3 separate regions of the Homo sapiens genome follow, and all the other regions are linked to region 3. The links are chromatin contacts, found by Hi-C or POLR2A ChIA-PET in ENCODE. All regions are on one chromosome and are shown on one strand. The core of a region is the stretch at or near the end of the contact, and the rest is flanking DNA. Distances in the headings are between cores, read along the strand shown.

Region 1 (4,457 bases), core at 1,929-4,428, 1.2 Mb after region 3:
GCTTCTTAAGTAAATATATGTAAACACTTTGATTTAAAGACAGGAAATAACAGCACAAGTGGCACTCAGATAGATATTATTTTTTAAAATGTTTTAGGGTGGTAGAAAGTAACAGAAGTTTGGGAGACCCTGATGTGGGTCAGGAGACATTTTCCTATCTGGTTTTAGTTATCAGGTGGGTAACCGGCTCACTCAAATCTGTGGTCTCTTCCAGCCCAGAGGGTCTCTGTGCCAGGACAGAAGGCTGTGCTCAGGCCATTGTCCATGGCTGGCTCCCTGCATCTCAGATAAACACTGACACCCAAAGAAGGGGCCCAATGCCAGGGAGTGGAAACAGCCCACAGAGAAGGTGGGGGTGGCCCCTACACATGGACCCCTGGCTTGGCCCCAAATACCATCTCATACCAGGTTTGTAGGCAAGTGAAATGGGGTCTGGGGGCAAGTTTAAGGACAACGTAAAGGGATAAAATCTCAGATGGAAAATGTTTTACCCATCATTTTGTTGCCTTTTTTTTTTTGAGATGGAGTTTCTTGTTGCACATGCTGTAGTGCAGTGGCTTGATCCCAGCTCACTGCAACCTCCACCTCCCAGGTTCAAGTGATTCTCCTGCCTCAGCCTCCCCAGTAGCTGGGATTACAGATGCATGCCACCATGTCTGGCGACTTTTTGTATTTTTAGTAGAGATAGGGTTTTGCCATGTTGGCCAGGCTGGTCTCAAACTCCTGACCTCAGGTGATCTGCCCACCTTGGCCTCCCAAAGTGCTGGGATTACAGGTGACAGCCACCGCACCCGGCCCATTTTGTTGTCTTCCATGGATTGTTTTCTGCTGGGAAAATTTCCTGATTGCCTTAAATCACCTGAAACGTAGTTGTTTAGCAAGCTGTGTCCACTCAGATGTGTTTTGCTGGGCCTGTTTGTATGATTCTTTTTTTGAGATAATTGTAGATTACATGCAGTTGTAACAAATAACAAGAGAGATGCTATAATATGTGCCCTTTACCCCGTTTCCACTAGTAGACATCTTGCAAAACTATGGGATAATATCACAACCAGGAAATGGACATTGATACAGTCAAGCCACCAAGCACTTCCATCCCAGGGACTCCTCATGTTGACCTTTTATAGCCACATCACTTCCTATGCCACGCCGCCCCTGACCCCACAATCACTCACCTGCTCTATACTTCTATAATTTTGCCAACTCAATAATCTTGTATAAAAGCAAGTTTACAGTATGTAACCTTTTGTGCTTTTGTAGTGTTTGTTTTCCAGTCCGTATAATTCCCTGGAGCTTCATCCAAGATGGATGTATTAGCAGTTCATTTCTTTTTTTGCTGAATAATATTCCATGGCATAGATGTGCCACAGTATTTAATCATCACCCATGAAGGACCTCTGTGCTGTTTCCAGTTTGGGCCTATTTGATAAAGCTGCTATGAATGTTTTATGTACAGGTGATTGTGGGAACATCACTTTTCATTTCTCTAGGATATATGTCCAAGAGTGAGATTTACCTGCCTCGCAAGACATATGTATATGTATGTATATGTGCCATATTTCATATATACATATGTGTGTGCATGTATGTGTATGTGTGTGCATGTGTGCCATGTTTTATATATATATATGCTTGTTTATGCATAAAATTTCTCTGGATGTATACTCAAGTGGGAAACACTCATTGCCTGTAGGGAAGGGTATTGGGTGATGGGGAGGGAGAGGAATCACTTTCACTTGGAACCCTTTTGAGCCTAAGTTTCAACCATCTGTCTGGATTACCTGTTGGAAAACAAATCAATCTTGTGCAACCCAGAAGACACCCACAGACTTCCTCACAAATACCCTCTGAGGCTGCCTTTTCCGCGCAAGTCTGTTTTTTGTTTCTTCAAAGGGAGCCCGTTGGAATTCCCCTCCCAGAGCACCTGGTTCCACACAGGGCCGACCCTCACCCCCTTAGTTCTGGTTATCTCCAGAGATTTCCCCCAACACACACATTCCCTGGTCTAGGGCCCTCAGGCTTCGAGGGTGACCCCAAACACCCCGCATCACCATCCAAAAGCCCCATGATCCCTGAGGGGCAGGCTCAGCCTATGCGGGCCTCGCTGAAGCCCAGTGCGGTGTCTATGCCCAACCCAGGGGCCGCCGCCTCCAAAAAGCCTTCCTAGCCTTACTGACATTTATCCTCTCCTTCCTGGTCACCCAGTGGCATCGTTGTGTGTCTTCCTGGTTACAGTCAGCATCCACTTCCTGCACTCCTCAGACAGCCGGCCAGTGCACCCTCACCCCACCCTTTCCTGACCTCCCGCTAGGCTGGGCCTTCTCTGCAAGGCTAGATTCATATTTTAGCGGCACCAAGCAGTCAGGTGCCTGCTGACGCATGCCTTCATGCAATTCACGACAGACAGCTAAAAGCCACAGAGCACAGCGCGGAATCTAAGGCCTTCCATTGGTGTGCAGGTGGATTCCGCGGTGCTAAACTTTCTTTTGTGGGTGTGGGGGCCGTGGAGGGGGTTGTGCTCTGGCAGCGTTGGCGCCCTAAATGACCTATAGGTAACCTCTAATGGCTTCCGCAGGGGGTGCAGTGCGGAGGACAAGAGCTTGGGGCTCTCTGGCTGAGTGATCTGGGGGCCATTCAACCGGTTTTTTCCTGGAGAAATGGGAATCTTAAGGCCTCTCTGGAAAGGGTGTGAGGGGGTCGAGGGGGAGCGGGCCCCGGGCCTTCAGCGCTTCAGCAGGTGGCTTCCCTTTGCGAGCCCGGGGTCCCTCTTCTGGGAAGCATGGGCTGGGACAAGGCAGGCGCCGGTTTTCTGCATCCCAAATGTCCTGGGGCATGTGTCCCTTCCTTGCTGACCGTGGGTCCGGGCCAGAGCGCAAGGTCCAAAGCCGGCGGCTTGGCTCCACCGCCAGGGGCAAATACCAGGGCGGGATGCGTGCTGCGGGGCGCCCCGGGGGCTCCCCCTTGGGACTTCTAGGGTCCAGGGGTCCCCGCGGGCGCGCCCCAAGCCTTCTCCCTCAGCTCCGGGGGCCCGGGCGCGCGCCCATCCCCCAGCCCCGCGTCCCTGCGCGAGGGCCGGGCTGGGGGTGGGGTCGCCGCGAGCTCGGCCCCCAGAGTTCCCGCGCTCAGGCCCAGGAAGCGGCGGCCGCCGACGGCCCTCGCCCCGCCCCCGCGCTCATCACCTGCTGGCCTGGCGCGCGCGCGGGCGGGAGCGGAGGGCAACGGGGCGGCGCGGGCGGCCGGGCGCAGGGTCGCGGGAGGTGACGCGCGGCGAGGATGGCGGCGCGGGGCCGGGGGCTGCTGCTGCTGACGCTGTCGGTGCTGTTGGCGGCGGGCCCCTCCGCCGCTGCGGCCAAGCTCAACATCCCCAAAGTGCTGCTGCCCTTCACGCGGGCCACGCGCGTTAACTTCACGCTGGAGGCCTCGGAGGGCTGCTACCGCTGGTGAGGCGCGCGGCCGGGCCGGGCGGGCGCCGTGGGCCGGGCTGGGCCTTCGCGCTGAGAGGCTGGGCGGGCGCCGGGAGGCCGGCAGAGCCGGCAGGTGCGCGGCGCGCTCTCGCTGGGCGCTAGGCTGCAGCACTCGGAGCGGCGGGTGCGCGTGGGTCGCCACCACTGCTCATGTCATGGCGCCGTCCGGGCCTCCGCGCCGCTGAGGCGCGAGCAGAGCGGGCGCAGCCTGGCGGCCGTGACCCGCGTGTTCTGGGTTGTGCGGGAGGAGGGGTGGCCTGGGGAGCGGCGTCTGGGACCGCAGGGCCCAAGCCGGCCGGGCCCGAGCCGGCCTGACCCGGGAGGGGGCGCCGGGGCAGCTGGGCCGCACTTCCCTTGAGTCTGGGACCCCAGCTCGGGTTTGTCTGTGACCGCCCTCGCCCTGGCGTGGGAAGTGAGTCTGTGAAACGAAGCGCAGCGCCTAGCGTCGCGGGGAGGAACGGAGACCCTGGAGGAAAGGAGTTTTGGAGGGAAGCCCAGGGGCCGCTTTACAGAGGCGAAGTGAGACGAGGCAGGCCGGCGCTTCCCCTCAGGCTGCCTCGGCGCGGGTCCTGATGCTCAGGGCATTTCCATCACCCTCCCTCTCGGGTTGGGAGTTCTCCAAGGGGTCGGATGCGGAGTGTGACCCTGTGGAACCACAGGGACCCATGAAACCAGAGACCGACACTGACAGGGCGGTGCAGTCCAGCCCTTCCATTTTGCAGACCAGGGGAAATGGAGCTCCTGCCCCTGGCAAGGCTGCGTGGGCACGACTGAGCGCCCTTAGCTTCCCAGCCCAGCCGTCCTAGGGGTGAAAAGATGGGCTTCCGCCCTTCCCACCCCCAGGATGCTCAGTAGTTGCTCCCTTTATTTCTGTTTCAAGACTGGGTCAAGGTTGAGGCAGAACGGGGTGTGACCACGTGACAGCCATGTGTGTAAGCCTGGACATGTGTGTGTCAAGCCTGTTTGAGTATTAGTCTGTGCGTGTATGTAAGT
Region 2 (3,917 bases), core at 1,154-3,653, 1.1 Mb before region 3:
GTTAAAATGAGCACAGAGAGGTTACTAAATAAGTGAGTAGCCCAGGATCCCAGAATTAGGTTAGTGGGAAGCCTGGATTAGAACTTCAGGCAATTTGACCACAAAATAGCCTACATTCTCAAGCACTGTACTGTTACTCTATTTCTCTTAGACAAAAATCTTTGCAGGTTATTTTTTTCTTATATAAGTGTCAAGAAATTTAGGCTTAGGGAATTTAAGTGGTTTGTCCAAGGACACAGCTAGGAAATGATGGAAGCAGAATTGAACTTCAGGTGGGCTGACTCCTGAGCCCTTAGTTTTAACCATCACCCCATACCTTTGTTTTATATCCTGTCAACTTCTGAAATTTTAATTGTTCACTTATTAGAGATATGAAACTCACTTTGTTGCACCTTAATGCCACCTATATTTTCTGGTTAAAATATATGTATACCAACACACCCCCACTATTCTTGTTTATAAATCTCCACCCTTCCAGAGTCTCGTGACGACAGAATTCATTTCAATGAAATTATTTATAGGTGGAAGAAAGTGGAAGGAGACAATATGTATGAACACAGTCCCTACCTTCAAGGAGTTTGTTTTCTGGTTGGGAAAGACCTAAGTGTGGAGGTTGACTTAGAACAAGAAACAGGATGTACCTGCTTAAGTCTAAGTAGGTGAACTTAGGTACTAGATACTTTGGAACAAGTTAAGATTGTTAAGATAAAAAGAGATTTTGCTTTGTGGGCTTGGGAACCCTGAAGATGAAATATAGGATATTGTTACTATAGTTGTTTCACTTTCAGATATTTCAAATATTAAGATTTTTTGATTCAGCTATGTGGAGATGGATAACATAATTGATGTATGTTCAATATTTACATACCTTTAATTTGGCATAAAAGTATTTTATATATTTTAAAATATAACTAATGAATTGTTAGCATGTTTTAATTGGTACAAATATGTTAGAGTTATTGCTTCTTCCATAGATTGATACATTTTATAGCTTTCAATGGTTCTTGTTTTAAATTCTGACATTCTTATATTTGTATCATGCTGGGATTTTTTGTTTTTTTTTTCCTTTTTATGGTTTTAAGACTTGCTTTGAAGTACCCATTTAAAAATAACTCGTTTTAGAATATAGCAATAAATAGTATATTCCTTTGTTACCTAAACTTTTCACAACCTTTATAGGTTACCTGTTTGTTAAGATCACTTTTATAAGCTAGTATTACAGGTTGCAAAGATCTGGAGATGAGTGGAGAGAAGAGAGTGTGTCTGTATGTGTGTGTACTCAGTGATAGCAGAATAGATTAGAAAGAGTATGTGTTTAAAATAACACACAACTTTATTAATTTATACAACTTTGGGTAAAATACATCATTTCTGAGTCTGTTTTTCCCTCTATAATGGGAATACAGCAAGGTTATTGTATTAAATGAGAATGTACAGCACATAGCATATCACAGATGTTCAAAAGTAACTATTATGTTTATTATTGTTTATTAATAAAAATGCTAGTTAATATGAAGAACACAGATTGAAGGGGGACCATGGTATTTTCTTTGTAAGTTTTCTCTTGAGAAATATCCCCCATGTTGGGTAAACAGAGAAAGAAGAAAAAAAACGATGAAATGATTGGCTTTGACATTTATTTATGGCTTTGGGAAATTTATAGGGAGGGAGATTATTTGTATTACCCTGTGCCCTTTTGACATAGGTAATTCAGGACGAAGGACATTTTTTTTTTCATGTACCTCTTTAACAGATTTTTAAGGCTTTATTCCCTATCCAAATGGGAAGGTAGGATTATTTTATTTCTTCAGTGAAAAATCAAATGATTTATATAATTTTAGAGTTAGGATTTCTACATTATGAAATTTTTGCTTTTCCCTTTAAAATATGAATCAATGATTGATTAAATTCACCAATTTAGAAATTGTTAGACAATCTTAAATTTCATTTGTTTAAGCTTTGCATTCTAGAAAATAAAATACACCTGGCAGATTAAAACTGATCTTGGTAAAAATATGAATAAAACAATTTCATGGTTTTTATAATCTAATAAAATATTTCTCCATCTTTAAACCTTTTTTATGAGTCCATTGCAGGCATATTCTTACTGCAACTGTCATTATAGGGTTAAACATTTGCTTTATTGTAACACACGAAAGCAGTTAAGCCGTTTGGAATTGTTTACTTGCTAAAACCACTGTTAGTCAGCAGAGGCAGTACACCAGATTTCCTTGTGGCTTTTAGTGGAAAATGTTAAAAGCGCACTCATTTTTCAGTTATAGAATTTTTTAGTTTGATTTGGATTAGTCACAGAACTGGCATGAACCTTCTAATTGTGAAGGCTGTCCAAATGCACTATTTTTTTCTCCTGCTAGAGGAAGTTACATCCCGAGAAGTAGCTCAGATCTCTGGTAAGTGTAACATGTGAGCATTACTAGGCATTTCATCCTGTGGGTCTGCAGTCTTTGCTCTTCAGACTGTTGCTCCGTTGGAATGCTTCTGTGGGACTGATACTGAGGTTCTATAGATATTTTTTAAGGACCTACTCATTTGGGGATGTCAGTGGTGTTTTGCAAGATCATCTGAGGAACAGGAAAGCATTTGAAATCTGAAAAGGATAACTGTGGCGGTTTTCACAGTGGAAGGAAACTATATTGGCAAAGAGGCAGATGACTGAATAAAGTAGTTGGCTCAAAGAAGATGCACAGTCTGCTATTTTTTTCTCTGAATGAAGACTGTTTAATGGAAGCTGTATTCATGTGGAGATCAAAGGAAACACTGGAATGATACACTACTATGTTTTTCCCCCCCCTTTTTTTTTTTAAAGAAAACAAAAAGCCTGAAGCAGTAATTTGAGCTCAAATGCCTTCTAATTCCTTCACAGCCTGCTTGTTCTACTAGGATTCTCCACTAACACCATTTCTGCCTGGTGCCTGTGCCCTTTTGCTGGAGCAGCCACAGACAACTGCCTGATGGAGAAAGAATGAACGCTCTGCCTTGCTTATGCTATCGATGGGAATAAAGCTAACTGTGTTTCTTCTATTATATGGGAAACCTGGATTAATCAAGCTGTATTCTAGTACCAAGAGTCGTATTGTCTCTTGTGGTCTGACTCATCACATGTAAACGTACTGCAGCTTTGCTATTAATGCAGAGTGGTTTTTTTTTTTTTGTTTTTGTTTTTTGCCCCTTTCCCAAACACTGAAAGAATTGTTAACCTCTGAGCTTCATTTTCAGGATTTGTGCTGAGCTCTAGATCTTTTTTCTGTGAATAGTATCTGCATTAAACCAGTGATGAAGAAATGAAGACAAATTAGAAGTGGAAACAGAATAGTGAGATTTTATTTTTTATTTTCAATTATAAGCAAAACAGCTACTGGTAACTATATGACCTTGCAGGCAAGAGTGGGTATCGCTGTGATCATCTCTGTCACAGCAGTTGTTTCTCATTTCATTCTATATTGTGTGGTGTTGTGTCACCAAAAACAATGATTGTTTTGTGCAAGTAAATTTCAGAGATAGAGCAATAAGACTATTTTGGTAGAGGAAAAATATTTTTAAATGAGCTTGGACTCAGTTTTAGTTATTGACATGTTGGTGTGAAATTTCTTCTTAAGTATTGCAGTAATCCAACAGAAATAATAGAATTTCGTTATATTTAGGAAGTTACAAATTATGTAGTCATAATTTTAAACTTGTTTTTCCAGTAGTACTTATTAACTTTAAAAAAAAAAAAAACCCAGCTGTGCTGTTCAGAGAATGTTTGTAAGTGTTGTACAGAAGAGGAGGAAAAACTACTTGTGCTCTTCCAACTGTGACTTTTATCACATAGCTTGGAATTTAGTGTTTTAAAAGATCGAATGAGTCGAGTGTGTATTGTTGTTTTGGAGGAGGTAGAAGATGAATCTCCTGCATTC
Region 3 (4,383 bases), core at 1,652-4,151:
GTTAAATACAAGATAGAGATTTTTCCTTAACATTTATGTGTACAGATACCACTGACAATTTTAAAACACTTAAATATGGTATAATTCTCCCATGTTTGGAACCAATGGAGATAATTAGATCTTATTTTTTACCTTGTTAGTTGTTTTTGGTTTTCCAAAAACTCCAGAATCTTTTAGAAGTTTTTCTTGTTTGAATTCTTCTTGCTTTCGGAAGAGTTCAGCCTTAAGATCTACCAACTAGAATGAAAGCAGTAAGTAAACAAAAATATTAAATTCCTGCAGGTGACTGGATTGCTAAATTATTATAATTTCCAAAGGAATATTTCAAGTTCCGCTAAATGGACAAATATGGCTAAAAAACTAAATGTTTAAGTAACTAAATGTTTAAATGTAGAATCCAGTACACAAATTAAGCTAAGTCATGTTTCATTCTACCTCTGCTGCAAATGCATTTTTACTCTGACTTTCAACACTCGAGGCTTTCCTTAGGCAAGGAGAAAGTGATAAAGCAAAATAAATTAATAAAGTCTGCATCTTTTAGTTTCAGATTAAACTTGCATTATTAAGCACCTTCTCTCTGACTAGCACTGCACTCATTTCATCATCACAACTTATTTCTACAGTGAAATGCTGTAGAAATAACGCTGAAGAGCAGAACATAAACATGAATTAGACATACTCTCTGCCTCAAAGAGCCTACAATGTAACAAGGAAAGTAATTTATACTACCAACAAAATAAAACAAATGACTCTAGAGTGGAAGAAAGTAGCACATAAGTTCAGATAACAGAGCATTTCCTTCTGAGCAGAGTGATCAGAGAAAGCTTAGAGCAGAGCCTTTAAAGACACATTATTTCAACAGCTAGAAATAAAATAGACTGGGTGAATTATAACAGCTCCACGTTTGACTTAATCCATTTCAAAAACCGTAAGCTTGGCTGAATCACACGGTTCAAGAACAGGAAAGAAGGCCAAGGCATAGGGAGTGGGGCAGTTGGGTGAATATTAGTACCTTTCCCTCAGCTACATTAATTACCCCTGCCTACTCTGCAAAAAAGGATATAACAACAGTTTCCTTTTTAATGGTCCAGGTACAGCTGCTTATATGGATGGGCATTTGTAAATCAGATACTTCATCACTGTCTTAATCATCAGATACTTAAAAAAATCACTTTATTTGTTAAGGAAGATAAAAATGGCTGGGTTCAATTTCCGTTTTGGAAGAAATCGATTTAAAAGGTAACCATTTAATAATGCAAAGGGCAGTTTCACTGCAGACCCTAATACTGGAAATTTTTAAAAACAAATGAAAAACTTCTACTTTTTCTTCTAAGCTTACTTAACCACACCAAATTTTCCAGCCACATATCTTCCTAGTCTACAACTGCCTTTAACTTTAAGAGATGCTCAAAAAAATGTAAATTCTCAAATAGCATTCTTATTACAATTACTGCTAACCTGTCAGTATAGGTTGGCTTTAATATTTATAGCTTTCTGGTTCCTGATCTTCAAACAAAATAATAACTGGTACCAATTTTAACCAATAATAGTTACCAATAATAACTAGTACTCAAATATTGGGACACCTATATGTTTTCCTTCCTACTCACTTTGTGTCCTAATACTCTGAAGTAAATTCAAGATTAAATCAAAGGTTGGGCAATTTGCTCTGATGATGAAAAGGCAGCAGCTTTGGAGTCAAGTAGAGTGAGTGAGAAAGGGTCTATCACTAAGATTTCTTCCCCCCGCCCCCCGCCCCTTAGACGGAGTTTCGCTCTTGTTGCCCAGGTTGGAGTGCAATTGCGCGATCTCGGCTCACCGCAACCTCCGCCTCCCCGGTTCAAGCGATTCTCCTGCCTCAGCTTCCCGAGTAGCTGGGATTACAGGCGTGCACCACCACGCCCGGCTAATTTTTTTATTTTTAGTAGAGACGGGGTTTCTCCATGTTGGTCAGACTGGTCTCAAACTCCCGACCTCAGGTGATCTGCCCGCCTCAGCCTCCCAAAGTGTTGGGATTACAGGCGTGAGTCACCGCGCCCGGCTATCACTAAGATTTCTGTCTGTAAGCTGGGGAAAGCTACTTCATCTTTCCAGGCCTCAATTTCATCATCCATAAAACGGAGATATTAATAGCACCTACCTCCTAAAGCCATTGGGAGGATTCAATGAGATAGTGCATATAAAGTGCTGGCACAAAATGTGTACTTAGAACAAGTTTTCTTTCTAGAGTAGCTGATGTAATAAATCTGCTTACATCCTTTCAGACCTCACAACTCCCTATGCCTGCATTAACAACTGTTTAGTTCCAGGGAGGGCACGCTGGACACTTTCGGGTCCTGCGAAATATGTCACACTCTAAAGTTCTGGGAGGACTTTGTGGGTCCCTGGATGGAGGAGAAACCAGGAAGAGGATATGTCTGCATAGCAAAAAGAAGCTAGGGTTCCTCCTGACTGTAAGGGAGAAGGCTGACGAGGTGCAGGTCCTTGTGGGCAGGGCAGAGGTGAGGCACGGAGTTTCCTAACCCACGGGACACCAGGTTCAGATCCGTGTCCGAGGGTTCTGGCCCGGGCGCATGTCAGAGGAGAGTAGCCCAATTCAGGGTCCTGTAAGAAAACTGAACCGGATCCCCGCCGGAGAAGAAAATCCAGTTCGGGGGTTCCTGTTTGAGGGGAGAGGTCAGGTCTCTGGGTCCCCGAGTGAAGAAACAAGCTAGGTCGACATTCTTGTCTGATGGAGACACGGTGAACCCGGAGCCCGTGGAGTTACCTCATACCCTCACTCACCGAGGAGGCCGTGACGTCCAAAGGCTTTTTCCTACGGTCCATGGTCGTGGCAGAGGGTCCCGGTCCAGGAAGGACCCTTTCTACCCGACACAGGCCTCGTAAGCCTACCTCCGTCGCAACCGGAAGTGTCTTCGACAGCGACACTGAGTTTGCGTGAGTTTGCGACGCGAGTTTGTCAGCTCAGCGCCATCTTGAGAAGGTCAGAGTGTGGTGCGTATTACGTTCACCATCATTTTGGAAAGGTCATAGAGTGCGGAGGTTGACGCTAACTGCTAAGGTCATCTTGAGGGCGGAAGGTAACAAGGATTGGTGTGGGCGCCATCTTGAGAAGGGCGGAATAAAGCTTTTGATTGCGATGGACGCCATATTGGGTGGGGCGGATGTGGGGTTGGCGACAAAGATAACGCCATCTTGGGGAAGGCTGACGCTTAAGTAAGTGAACTCGAGCGTCTCGGGAAAGGTGGATTGGGAGGACCGGAAGAATCTTAACTGCAATTCCAGGACCTGCTGCCTGGCACTTTTCACACGTTAAATAGTTGGTTCTTAAAAGAGCGTACGAGATAAGGATTATTATATTAATCTTAGTAGAAATAACAAGAATAATAGCTAACATTAATGTAGTGCTTATTATGGGCCACTTTACATATTTCAGCTCTTAAGAACGTGAACTCCTGGGCCGGGCGCGGTGGCTCACGCCTGTAATCCCAGCACTTTGGGAGGCTGAGGCGGGTGGATCAGGAGGTCAGGAGTTTGAGACCAGCCTGACCAACATGGTGAAACCCCGTCTCTGCTGAAAATACAAGAAAAAAAAAAAATTAGCCGAGCGTGGTGGTGCGCGCCTGTATTCCCAGCTACTCAGGAGGCTGAGGCAGAAGAATCGCTTGAACCTGGGAGGTGGAGGTTGCAGTGAGTCGAGATCAAAAAAAAAAAAAACAAAGAACACGTGAACTCGAAAGCTGACTTTCTGGGTTGGAATCGCTCTTCACGGCTTACTGCTTGTGTGACCTTGGGCAAGTTACTTAACTTCCGTGTGCCTCAGTTTCCAAAGGGGGATATAATTTTATTTACCTAATGGGTCTTAGTGAGGATTAGATGAGTTAAATGAGCTAGTCTTGATAAAAATGTTAATGATTATGGTAGACAGACCAATCACCCTCACCCCGACTCCCAGATGTCTACCTTCTAATCCCCAGAATCTGGGTATATGGTGACCTTTATATAGCAAAAGAGAATTGGCAGAGATGATGAAATTAAAGCGATTGAGATGGGGAGCTAGCCTGGATTGTGCAGGTGGGTCCCCTATCATCAAAACCATCCTTATAAGGGGTAGACAGGATGGCCAGAGTCAGACAGAGATCAGAGATGCTTTGAAGAGGGAGAGTGGGACCACATGCCTAGGTATGCAGGAGGCCGCTAGAAAAAGCAAAGAAATGAGCCCTCCTCCAGAGTCTCCAGAAGGAATGCAGCATTGCTGACACGGTGATTTTAGTCTTGTAACACTCATCTCAAACTTCTGACTTCCAGAACTCTACCAGAATACGTTTGTGTTGTTTTAAGCCACCAAACTTGTGGCAATTTGTTACAGCAGCAAGACGAAAG

Evidence for each region. Hi-C counts contacts between places; a loop is a spot of excess contacts on that map. ChIA-PET counts read pairs that join two places held with the same protein, here RNA polymerase II (POLR2A). Pooled maps may share reads with other maps.
Region 1: a pooled map shows a loop between it and region 3 (7-fold over the local background). The contact joins the promoter of NUP210 here to the promoter of CCDC174 in region 3. A Hi-C loop is called at or near these places in 1 of 37 single-sample maps with no recorded cell type and 9 of 50 pooled maps. POLR2A ChIA-PET finds 5 or more read pairs at or near these places in 1 of 52 experiments (activated T-cell).
Region 2: a loop to region 3 is called in a pooled map, with 12 times the contacts of the local background. The contact joins the promoter of ANKRD28 here to the promoter of CCDC174 in region 3. A Hi-C loop is called at or near these places in 5 of 50 pooled maps.

What each region holds. Positions count from the first base shown.
Region 1 is chr3:13,419,043-13,423,499 of GRCh38, reverse strand. It overlaps NUP210 (nucleoporin 210), which reads left to right and starts at 3,178. Exons shown (of 40, transcript NM_024923.4): 1 at 3,178-3,440. The coding sequence starts at 3,274. RefSeq lists silencers at 2,944-3,343, 3,394-3,963.
Region 2 is chr3:15,796,465-15,800,381 of GRCh38, reverse strand. ANKRD28 (ankyrin repeat domain 28) reads left to right here and starts at 2,403. Exons shown (of 28, transcript NM_001349278.2): 1 at 2,403-3,917. The coding sequence starts at 3,861.
Region 3 is chr3:14,650,280-14,654,662 of GRCh38, reverse strand. CCDC174 (coiled-coil domain containing 174) reads right to left here and starts at 2,901. Exons shown (of 11, transcript NM_016474.5): 1 at 2,785-2,901; 2 at 133-237. The coding sequence starts at 2,826. It overlaps LOC124909347 (a long non-coding RNA gene), which reads left to right and starts at 2,542. Exons shown (of 2, transcript XR_007095826.1): 1 at 2,542-2,994; 2 at 3,437-4,383. RefSeq lists enhancers at 2,589-2,658, 2,799-3,198, 2,702-3,360.